2 separate regions of the Homo sapiens genome follow, and region 1 is linked to region 2. Evidence: read pairs that join two places in POLR2A ChIA-PET (ENCODE). Cell type or tissue: Caco-2. All regions are shown on one strand. Links, peaks and the distances in the headings refer to the core of each region. The heading gives the core; the rest is flanking DNA.

Region 1 (6,284 bases), core at 1-5,000, 270 kb before region 2:
CTTTGGGATTTTTGTGGAGAGATAGACGGTACCAGTCATGTTTCCTCATTTGTTTTTCCCGTCTAGGTTTTGGAGTGTCACAGACCAAAGCCATCATGACTCTGGTCTCTGGGATTCCAATGGGCCCACCCCGGCTTCCACTGCAGAAAGCCTCCAGGGAGTTTACTGATAGTGCTGAAGCTAAACTGAAGAGCCTGGATTTCCTTTCTTTCACTGATTTAAAGGATGGAAACTTGGAAGCTGGTAGCTAGTGCCTCTCTATCAAATCAGGGTTTGCACCTTGAGACATAATCTACCTTAAATAGTGCATTTTTTTCTCAGGGAATTTTAGATGAACTTGAATAAACTCTCCTAGCAAATGAAATCTCACAATAAGCATTGAGGTACCTTTTGTGAGCCTTAAAAAGTCTTATTTTGTGAAGGGGCAAAAACTCTAGGAGTCACAACTCTCAGTCATTCATTTCACAGATTTTTTTGTGGAGAAATTTCTGTTTATATGGATGAAATGGAATCAAGAGGAAAATTGTAATTGATTAATTCCATCTGTCTTTAGGAGCTCTCATTATCTCGGTCTCTGGTTCCTAATCCTATTTTAAAGTTGTCTAATTTTAAACCACTATAATATGTCTTCATTTTAATAAATATTCATTTGGAATCTAGGAAAACTCTGAGCTACTGCATTTAGGCAGGCACTTTAATACCAAACTGTAACATGTCTCAACTGTATACAACTCAAAATACACCAGCTCATTTGGCTGCTCAGTCTAACTCTAGAATGGATGCTTTTGAATTCATTTCGATGTCACCACTTTTCGCTCTTTAAAAACACTGGGTCAGGTGAGGACTTGTTTCAGTTCCTATAACTAAGTAAAGGGCGGCTTTCTCATAACAAAGGAAAAAGTCTTCCCCAAAGATGAATTTAAGTCTCCACTTTTTTCTATACAGAAAACTCAAAACTCAAAGTTTCAAAGAACCAAAGGACTCTTCCTCTGGGCACCACAAACTTCCCCTTCCTCCACTGAGAAGACTGTCTCTCCCGCAGGACCCTGAATTATTGAAATCGAAGGCTGACTTCCTTTCTGCAGTGAGCCCAGGGGCTAATGTTATTATCCTGTCACACTTGCAACTAGTGACTTTTGTTTAGTGATAGAAGATTTGGGGAGGACCCAAAGGACTCAGAACTTTCTCTCCATACCTCCTTTTACTCTTTTCTTTCTGTGTAATGTATCAACAACTGTTTAATCTCCCTTCTAACAAACCTTGATATAAGCTTTCTGATATCAAAGTATATTGACAGTTAACCCTTACTGATTTTAAACTTGACTATCCAGTCTGTTAATTACCTAAGATTTTGTTTTCATTTCATCTCTAATTGTTTTGATCATTGGCAGAGAAAGAGTATTTGAAATTCATATCAGTTTTGCTCCTTATTTTAATCTCTTTGAATTAAAAATAAAACTTTTTCAAAATGGAAATTTGAAATTATAAGTAGACTTCAATTATCTTTGCTAATCCTCTCTTTAATTAGTCAGCTAGTTAAAAGTTGTTATATTCATATATCCTCAACCCTCTTTTTGCCTTTGTAGCTTTTAATTTCCTGAAAGAAGAAAATGAGTTGTTCGTTTTTGGTTCTGAGGATGTGATATCCGTACTTACTGATACTAAAGCCAAATTTAAATTCTAAAATTAATTCTTGGGTATCCAATAAACAAAGAACTATTTTTCTATTTTTGCTTTTGTGAAGTCAATGCTTAGAGGATTTTTAAGATGGTGAGTGAGCTTTTGTGAACATAAAGAGAAATATGATTTTAAAATGACCAGGTCTGAGTTTAGCTCTGTTAACATCCAGTAGCTTAGAAATGAATATCATGGCCGGGTGCCGTGGCTCATGCCTGTAATACCAGCACTTTGGGAGGCCGAGGCAGGCAGATCACGAGGTCACGAGATCGAGACCAGCCTGACCAACATGGTGAAACCCATCTCTACTAAAAATACAAAAATTAGCTGGGTGTAGTGGCGCACGCCTGTAGTCCCAGCTACTCAGGAGGCTGAGGCAGGAGAATCGCTTGAGCCCGGGAAGCGGAGGTTGCAGTGAGCCAAGATCGCACCACTGCACTCTAGCCTGGTGACGGAGCGAGACTCTGTCTCAAAAAAAAAAAAAAAAAAAAAAAAAAGAAGAGAAAAGAAATGAATATCATATAGCAGTAGGCTATTAATAGTGCACTTAAGTAAAATTTTGGAATACTATGAACTTACCGTTTTGTTTATAATCTATTCCTAAATTGTTTTTAACATTAAAACTACAGTAATGGCATGTGAAATATTTCATTCAACACAGTAGTAAAAGCTGATTTCCAACCTCTTTGTTTCAAGATAGAAATCTGAGATCAGTCCACTGGGGATGGTTGGAGGGACAGGAGTGATTTTAGGAATTGGTTTTACTTAAGATCTCTCTTGCCAGGTGCGGTGGCTCACGCCTGTAATCCCAGCACTTTGGGAGGCCTAGGCGGGTGGATCATGAGGTCAGGAGATCAAGACCATCCTGGCTAACACAGTGAAACCCCGACTCTACTAAAAATACAAAAAATTAACCGGGCATGGTGGCGGGCGCCTGTAGTCCGGGAGGCTGAGGCAGGAGAATGGCGTGAACCCGGGAAGTGGAGCTTGCAGTGAGCCGAGATCGCACCACTGCACTCCAGCCTGGGCAACAGAGCAAGACTCCGTCTCAAAAAAAAATAGAACATCTCTCTTGGGTTTATTGAAAGATGTAGGAAAATGCCATGGGGGTGAGGTGCAAGTAGGGTTGGGGGGCAGTGGGAGTAATGTATATTCTTTCCTAGAAAGGGTATTTGCCACAACTTGAGAGAAATTTCTTCTTTCTGATCACCTGAAGGGCACGGAAAATCCAAACTCTTAGGAGGCTGATGTCTAAGGCTGGGTTGAGGGGCTTTGCAGAGTGACTGCAACCCAAGTTTAGGTACCCACCTGGGCTCACCAAGGCTTTTTCATACAGAGGAAATGGAGTGGGATCTACAAACCCATCAAATCAAGTAGAGGAAACAACACATCCAAGCCATTTAACCATTTCCTTATCACATGCTGACTCAACCCTCAGTTTCCTCCAGTGGAAGTAAGAGGGAAACTTGGAACCAAAATTATGCAAATAGCAGAGCTAAGCCCCAGGTAGAGGCAGAGCACTACCTCACACTTTGTTTCTGGGGCTGAGAAATGGCTATCTGGGTGGACAAAAAAACCCAAATCGTAGTTTCTCCTAAGAGTCTCCCCTTGGTGACTCTTAGGAAATTGTTTGATACATAATACATTTTAGCATGTTAAGTTACACAACTAGAAGGAAAACCCTAAAGCATTTTCTTAAGTCTTAATCACACAATTAATAAATATAATGGAATGGATTCAACAAAATACATAGAGAACTATATCCAGCAGGATGTGTTACCTTTATCTGGAGACAAGTTACAGAGAGTGTTCAAGTTCTATTCCAGAGGGACCACCTAAGGAGATTATACATCAATCACACATTCACTTCTGATATATTTTCTCTGATATATTCTGCTAGAATGCCCTTCATGAATATCAGCATCCCATGTTTGAGGCAGATGTTGGGTTAGGCCCTATAGGCGCAGAAATTGTCACAAATGCCAGCCTTTGGTGTGAGAGACAAGCCTTCTCATCTATCAGCAAGCACACATAACAAGGTTATCTTTGAGGTCATGGGGAAGTGGGTTCCCACAAGCGGGCAAGTGCATCAGCATCTCAGTATGGTCTACAGTCCAAGACCAGTTTGTACCATTTTAAGGTTATCCTACCTCAGGTAGAAGGAGGTGGGATAATGACCACATACTACATTCTTGAGAATCCTCAGACTAGGGTGAAACAAAGTGATCCACCCTCAGCTTGAATGAGTGGACACATTTAAAGCATGTTAGAGTGGCAAATAATATTCATAGCCTGTATTAGTTCATTCTCATGCTGCTAATAAAGATGTATCTGAGACTGGGTAATTTATAAAGGAAAGAGGTTTACCATTCAGCATGGCTGGGGAGGCCTCAGGAAACTTTACAATCATGGAAGAAGGGGAAGCAAACACATCCTTCTTCACATGGTGGCAGCAAGGAGAAGTGCTGAGCAAAAGGCACCCTTGTAAAACCAGCGGCTCTCGTGAGAACTCACTCTCACGAAAACAGCAGCATGGGAGTAACCACCCTCATGATTCAGTTAACTCCCATCAGGTCCCTCCCATGGCACATGGGGATTATGGAAACTACAATTCAAGATGAGATTTGGGTAGGGACACAGCCAAACCATATCACAGGCCTAGCTGGTCTTCAGGTTGCAGTTACTATCTGAACTCCCCTGAATATTGGCCAATTAGTACTGTCCTTTTCCTAAGGTAATAACCTCAATCAGGTTTGACTTCCCAATTTGAGCAGAACTTCAGAATCATTCAGTTAAAACACTAAGTATATTCTGCCTTTTGCTCTTTCATTTGTCTATATAGAACTGTACCTATCTGTATGTCTTTCAAGATCCTTCAATATGGCCAGAGGAAAGTGGTGGGAGATGGAGGTGCAGAAGAGGGACCAATTTCCACAAGGTAGTGAGAGGGGGCTTCTCTGGGTCCATTAGACTTAATCTGAAGTTAGAATGTTGGAAAGAAACCAGTCAGGTGAAGAGTAGCAGAGGGTGCATTCCAGGTGGTAGGACCCACATATTTGACAGTTCTGAGCCATGGGAGAGTCTGGAGTGTGAAAAACTGAACAGAAGCCAATGAATCAGAGCTCAGACACCAGGGAGAAAGAGTAGGAAGTGATTAATTTAAAGGGACTGCAAAGGAGCCAGTTCTTGTAAGGTGTTGTAAGTCATAGGAACATTAAACTCACACTGTTTTTCTGTGCTGTAACTTTAAGTGCTATAAATTTAGAGTGTAAAATAACTATAGGCCCCCCTAAAGACTGAAAAATTGGTACAGAAAGAAGAAAGTTTACAACAAGCCTTCAGTACATTACAGTTTGTAAATAAACTGTCTTTATTATTTCAACTTGTTGATATAACCTTGTCTCTGGAAAAATTGATTTTTTTGGTCTGAAATTGTTTAGTTTTCTTGGGTTTACAGAGAATGCATCATGATTTTCCAGTTAAAATATTATTTTCATTTAGTGGCTTTTCACTTAGCAGTAGGGTTTTCAGGAGTGAATTAAACATAATAACGAGGAAAAGGTATATTTCTATTCAGTAGCAGATAATTCTAGTATCTAAAACATTTATATATAATTCTGTCAGTTTTCTTTTTCTGCTGGCACTCAACTCATTGGACTTTATTTGTTTTTTAGAGACAGAGACAGGGTCTCACTATGTTGGCCAGGTTGGTTTTGAACTCCTGGCTTCAAGTGATCCCACACTTCAACCTCCCAAAGTGTTGGGATCACCCACATGAGCCACTTATACCCTGCCACTCATCAGAGGTACTTAAGATCCTCACCCGTTTTATGATTTTTTGAACTCGAGCTTATGTTCAGTGGAATTTTATAGGAATTATTTGAGGTCTGGATAGAAGAATATTCCACCAAAGAGAATATAATTTTAATCCTTCTAAGTGATTTATCTCTGTTGACTAATAACCGCTTTAAATAATTGGCTTGAGGTTTTTTTGGATATCAGAGGAAGTAAGTCTTTTTATTCTACCTAGCATCTAGTTTTTGATAGACAAGTTTCCTTATTATACCCCTCTTCTGGTTGGTTTGGCTTCTCATTGTTGCTATTGTTGTTCACTTTTCACTGAAGATATAAGGCTTTCTGGTTTATGTGTAGGTCTCCTCTCAGCCTCTGCATGTTGGGCAGTCTCTTTTGTCTCCTTTCTCGTAAGCCCCAATGCAGCTTTTATTAAAAGGAAGCTCAAGTTCATTAAAAATCAGCAGACCCTTTCAGGGTAGGTGCTTACGTCAGGGTTCTCTTGCCTCTCTGGATTCATTCATTCACTTCATTTATGTTTACCTCTAAAGCATTTTCTTTCTTGGCAGCACAGCAATACATTTTTTTTTTTGTATTCAACATTTTCTGTTATTTTTCAATGGTAAGTTTATTTAGGGCATCTCCATTTTTTTCAAGCTTTTGGAATCTTTTGCTTTCAATTACTCTTAAATACAGCAAATTTATATTTTGCTACAGGTTCCACTCTGAGTCATTTTTTCTTAATAGATTATTACATCCCATTTACCTTTATTGAAAATCTTTCTAAAGTAGTTTGTAGAGGGAAACATTAATTT
Region 2 (5,000 bases), core at 1-5,000:
AACTAGAAAACTGAATGTTATTCTTAATCCTTCCACCTCATGGAATGGGAAAAAGCAGCTTTGACAATGAAACAGGGTACTAACAGCGACAAGTTGAGGAGCCTTTCAAAAGCAGCTCCCTATCGCCTTTGTAGTACATCAGTTACTAAGTTACTATTGAAAACGGCTTCCTACACCTCACTGAGGTCCATTCATTTCTCTCCATTCCTCTGTTCCCATTCTTAGTTCAACCTCTGTCATCTCTCCTGGATTACTGCCACATCTTGACCTCCCCATCTTCGTTCCTGTCCCTTCCAACCTAATCTCCACACTGATCTTTCTAAAAAATCAAACCTGATCATGTATTTTCTGGTTTAATGCCTTCAGTGGCTGGCCATTGCCTTTAAGCTGAAGTTGCTCCTTAAACATGACCGTAGCCTGGTGTGCTCTGCTTCTTGTTTGCCTCATCTCCAGCCACTTCTGTAGTTCTAGCTACCCTAGACAACTCTAATTCCTATGGTGATCACTCCTCTGTGTTCTCTGGGCTTTCATACATGCCATTTCATGTGCCTGGATGATGGGTCCCTGTTTGCTTAGCTCATTCTAAGCATTCCTCATGTCTTGGATTTAGATGCCACTTCCTCTAGGAAGCATTTCTTGAACTCATAAATCTGGGTTAGATGATCTTCTCCATGCTTTCCAAACATGATGTACTTCCCCTGTCATGGAGTCATCTCATGATGAGTTGTAAATTGCAGTTGTCTGTATGCGCCGTTGGGTTGACTGCAACTCTGAGGGTGGTGCACGTGACTCTCTTGTCATGGAGGTGTGTGAGCCTCCATACAGACTGCCACAGAGCTCCCTCATTTCCAGCTGTGGCTGTAGATTGGCATAAGAAAGGTAGCCCTGCAAATGAAGCTCAGTGCCAGCAAGGCCAGGCCAGCACCTGCAAGTAGACTGCATCAGAGTTTAATGCTAGCATAATTGCTTTCTGGACATTTTGCTACTTGTGGCTCTGTGTCTGTGGCTGCAGCAAGAGACATATGCCTGGTTCTTTCAGAGGGTGGCTTTGTAGTACAGATGTTGATTGGAACACAGGATGCCTTGATTGATTTTACCTTCTCTCCTTTGGCCCAGTCTGCTGCCGTTGGGTTGCTAAAGAACAATGAGATATCAGAAGGATAGAGAGAAAATAGAGAAAGAAGGATAATCTATAATCTACAGACTAGTGAGCAAGCCTTTGAACAGTCGAGGCCACCTACTCATGAGTAAAATTACATTGTTTAACCATTCTGTAATGTCTTAGATAGTGAGTCTCTGGAATGCCACAGATACTGTACTATAACCTCGCCCTCATTCAAAGGTGATGTCTTGACATTTTTGACGCAACAAAGAGATACAGGTAAAACTTGCATTCTTTTAACAGAAAGTGTGTAAACTGTATTTGTGTGACTTGTGTCTAGGCAAAATGCACTGCATCCTAGATAGAATATTCATGTTTGTATAGTATCCTTTAGTAACTGTACCAGGAACAGTCAGGTCCTTTTATGTGAACGTATTCAGAATCCCAGTTCAGGGATTTTCTTTATAAACCCTATTGTGGTAATGCCTTATATTTGTATAGAATTTTACAATTAGTCAAGTATGTGTAGATCTTAGTTTGACCTTCCAACAACTCTTGAAGTCGGTGGGGCAGGGATTGTCTTCATTTTTACAAAGAGAAAATGGCAGAGCAGAAATCATATGGTTAGTAAAGGAGGGAGTCAGGACCTGAACTCAGGTCTCAAAATGCCCCATCCTGTGTTCTTTCTGTTATGCCACATGGCTTTATGTTGAAGCTAATGTGTGTGCAAGTATGTTTCATGTATGTGGGGGACAGTTAATCCAACCTCCTCTAAGATCTGGGCCAGTTGAGAAATAGTCGGATATTGCTCATCCTGTCAGTTTTATTATAGAGAACGCTCAGTTGAAGAATGTGGCCTGGACACATAGCTCGCATGGGCTTTCTGCTCTTTTCCTCCCTGAATTGACCTCACCCACTTACTCCCAGATCCAGCAGCAGGACAGCGGCAGGCCCCACCCCACACAGAGGCAGAGCCCCACTGTGTTGCACTGAGTGCAGGAGAGGAGAGAGGGGGACTCCAGCCGGCAGCCAGAGAGAGACAAAGCGGGGTCCAGGCCACACATGAGGAATCGCTCCTTGTCTCTCAGGGACTAGTGGGTACGAGGAAGTGAAAGTGGCAGAAGTCTCTCCTCAACACTTCTGAGAGCACAGAAGTTGCTGTTCTGTGGGTTTTGTAGGAGAGGGTTGGGATGGTTCTTGAATTAATTGGCTTAGGGAGAAAAAACTGTAAGCTCCTTGAATACAGGGATCTCTGTGTCTTCACACATTCTGTCCCCTGATGTATATAGCATAGAGCTGAGCATAGATTTGTGCCCAACAAATTCTTGTTGACCAAACTGGGATCTTCACTATAACATAGAAGTAGCAAAGTATAGATATTGTTAGAGTTAGCAAGACCCAATGTGTGAATGAATGGTGATTTTATATTTTACCCATGTGAAGACACACTGGCTGGCAACCAAGCCATCCTGACCATAAGACCACACTCTGGCTTTTGCAGGGAACTGTCTGCCCCAGTGACTGCTGTCTTTTCCTCTCTGCTCAGAGCTCATTTCTCATATATTCTCTTTTGAACATATTGAAACAACCTTTTTAAACCTCCTTTCTCCCTTTGTCTTTTTTCCCCCATTTCATTGTTCATCCACTGAAGGAATTTTTTTTCCTCTTTCTTATTCTACTCCCTGCTACATCTCTCAAACACTGTCCTCCCTTCTTCAAATGTCTGTATCTTAACTTGGTAGATAAGTAGAAGAATAGAGCTGATGATATTCTTTCTGCGTCAAGAGTAACGTTACAGTTAATAGAGAATGAGGTTTTTTTAAAGTCTTAAAGGGCCTGGAGACCCATTTAGAAAGTTAGCATATATTTGCTTTTGTATCTTTTAATTAAGCTTTTGCTGAAGTACCAGCATTAAGAATAAACGTACTTTTTATTCAACTTTAGTTTTAATTAATAGTATAAGTACAGTACTAACATACGCCGCCAGTTTTCATTGCACACAACATTTCCACAATGCACATCACGACAGGCCTTTATGAGCCAACTTATGGACCCAACTGCAGTTTGTCATTTTGGGGGAAAATACGTAGTTTTCTGTTTTAGAATAGCCTGTCTTCTTGGTTTGATGTGTACAAGGAGATTTATATCCTTTGTCAAGTTCCAAACTAAGCTGGGAATAGAGGGCATTTGTTTGCTTCATACGTATGATTTATGACCTTTGATGTGTTTGTCCCACAGGAAAAGCTTTTGACATCACCTATGTGCGTCTCAAGTTCCACACCAGCCGCCCGGAGAGCTTTGCCATTTACAAGCGCACACGGGAAGACGGGCCCTGGATTCCTTACCAGTACTACAGTGGTTCCTGTGAGAACACCTACTCCAAGGCAAACCGCGGCTTCATCAGGACAGGAGGGGACGAGCAGCAGGCCTTGTGTACTGATGAATTCAGTGACATTTCTCCCCTCACTGGGGGCAACGTGGCCTTTTCTACCCTGGAAGGAAGGCCCAGCGCCTATAACTTTGACAATAGCCCTGTGCTGCAGGTAAATTCTCACAGGTTGGCCTGAAGCCAGCTAGTTCTACAACATGCGAGGTGTGGGAAGATTATTGTAGTGGGGCTTGTGGTCCCACTTCTGAGGTACGGGGTCAGAGTAGAATACTTGAGCAACACAGACAGAGAGCTTGATTCTGCTCTCTGTGTACTATTAATAAGTGAAGGAAAGTAGTTTTGTTCCTGCTGCCTGGTTGATGTTTGTTCTTATGCACTTGCAGATCTATTCTGGGATGTAAACTTTACACATTTTTTAAAAAGTCAAACAATTTTAACGTTAGTCTCTGTACCTGAGGTGGAAACATTTTCCTTCTGACCTTTTGAAGAGAACATTTGACCTAATTACCCAGATTTCTTGGATCTTTTCTTGCCTATTTTTTGATTTGACAAAATAAAATGTATTTTTTAAAATTAGCAAAGGGGAACCGTTGAAGCAAGATATTTAAGAATGCCATCTTCTTTCATTTTTACACAAGAAAATTTTGATTAGATTTGTCTGGCACGATTGCTGATCATTAAAGAAACTCCTCATCACCTAAAATGGATGATGTTAGTAACAGGATATGGATGTTAGTAACAGGATATTAATTTAGGTACCCATAGCACTGTACTTAAACATTGTGATAGAAACCTTTCCCTGTTTGAGAAGGATTTCTTTTTTCTCCTGAATTCTACATGCATATTCCTTATACACCATAATACGGAATTCTTCTATGTTGCTCATATTTCTGTGAACTTTTCATATGTCCTGGCTATTTGATTATGGAAAAGCTGGTGAGCCTCATGCTGTACTCAGCACTTTAACACAGAATTGGAGATGCTGCTGCATGTGGCTGAAGTCAACAACCACATGGGGATAGCCTTTGTCAGTTGACTGAAACAAGAAAGTCTGATAATGGGTTTTCAAATGCTGTGTACATTATATGAAAAGCTATTGTGATTTCTAAATAGGAAATACCCCATTTTTCTAGGGTTTCTAATTTGGATCTTCTTATTCTTTCTCACCGTTATTATGTTCAGGGACTCTCTTTCTAATTGTATGGTTTTGGACAGTGACAAAAGATAAGAATATATTTTTCTGTGGGTTCAGTTGCCCCCCTTCCATTGTATTTCTGTAAGTTGCTGGGAAAGCATGAATGTGAAAGCTGTTGGTAAACTCTGAGGTTATGGTGAGCAATGAGTGTGCTTGCCAACACCTTGCAAAAAAGTGTTTCTTGCAATGGAGATAAGTTGTGTTCAAAATAAATGGCCGAGAGAATAGCTGATTTTGATAGATGAAAAAGCAGGGCCAGGCGCAGTGGCTCATGGCTGTAATACCAGCACTTTGGGAGGCGGAGGCAGGTGGAT

Evidence for each region. Peaks named below come from ENCODE experiments on the same cell type or tissue, not always from the same donor. Only the 100,000 strongest peaks of a DNase experiment are listed, where the experiment ranks them.
Region 1: POLR2A ChIA-PET joins it to region 2 with 5 read pairs; 2 of 35 experiments call an interaction of 5 or more read pairs at or near these places.

What each region holds. Positions count from the first base shown.
Region 1 is chr1:182,828,658-182,834,941 of GRCh38, forward strand. It overlaps NPL (N-acetylneuraminate pyruvate lyase), which reads left to right. Exons shown (of 13, transcript NM_030769.3): 13 at 67-1,727. The coding sequence ends at 251. DHX9-AS1 (DHX9 antisense RNA 1) reads right to left here. Exons shown (of 2, transcript NR_148933.1): 2 at 5,015-6,284. Among named protein-coding and RNA genes, the nearest start is that of DHX9, 7.5 kb to the right of the region's middle. RefSeq lists an enhancer at 916-1,065. In Caco-2, for the core only: no CTCF peak of the experiment used is centred there; no DNase peak of the experiment used is centred there.
Region 2 is chr1:183,099,988-183,104,987 of GRCh38, forward strand. LAMC1 (laminin subunit gamma 1) reads left to right here. Exons shown (of 28, transcript NM_002293.4): 2 at 3,341-3,645. Among named protein-coding and RNA genes, the nearest start is that of LAMC1-AS1, 39 kb to the right of the region's middle. In Caco-2, for the core only: no CTCF peak of the experiment used is centred there; DNase peaks (open chromatin) are centred at 542, 1,304 and 2,034.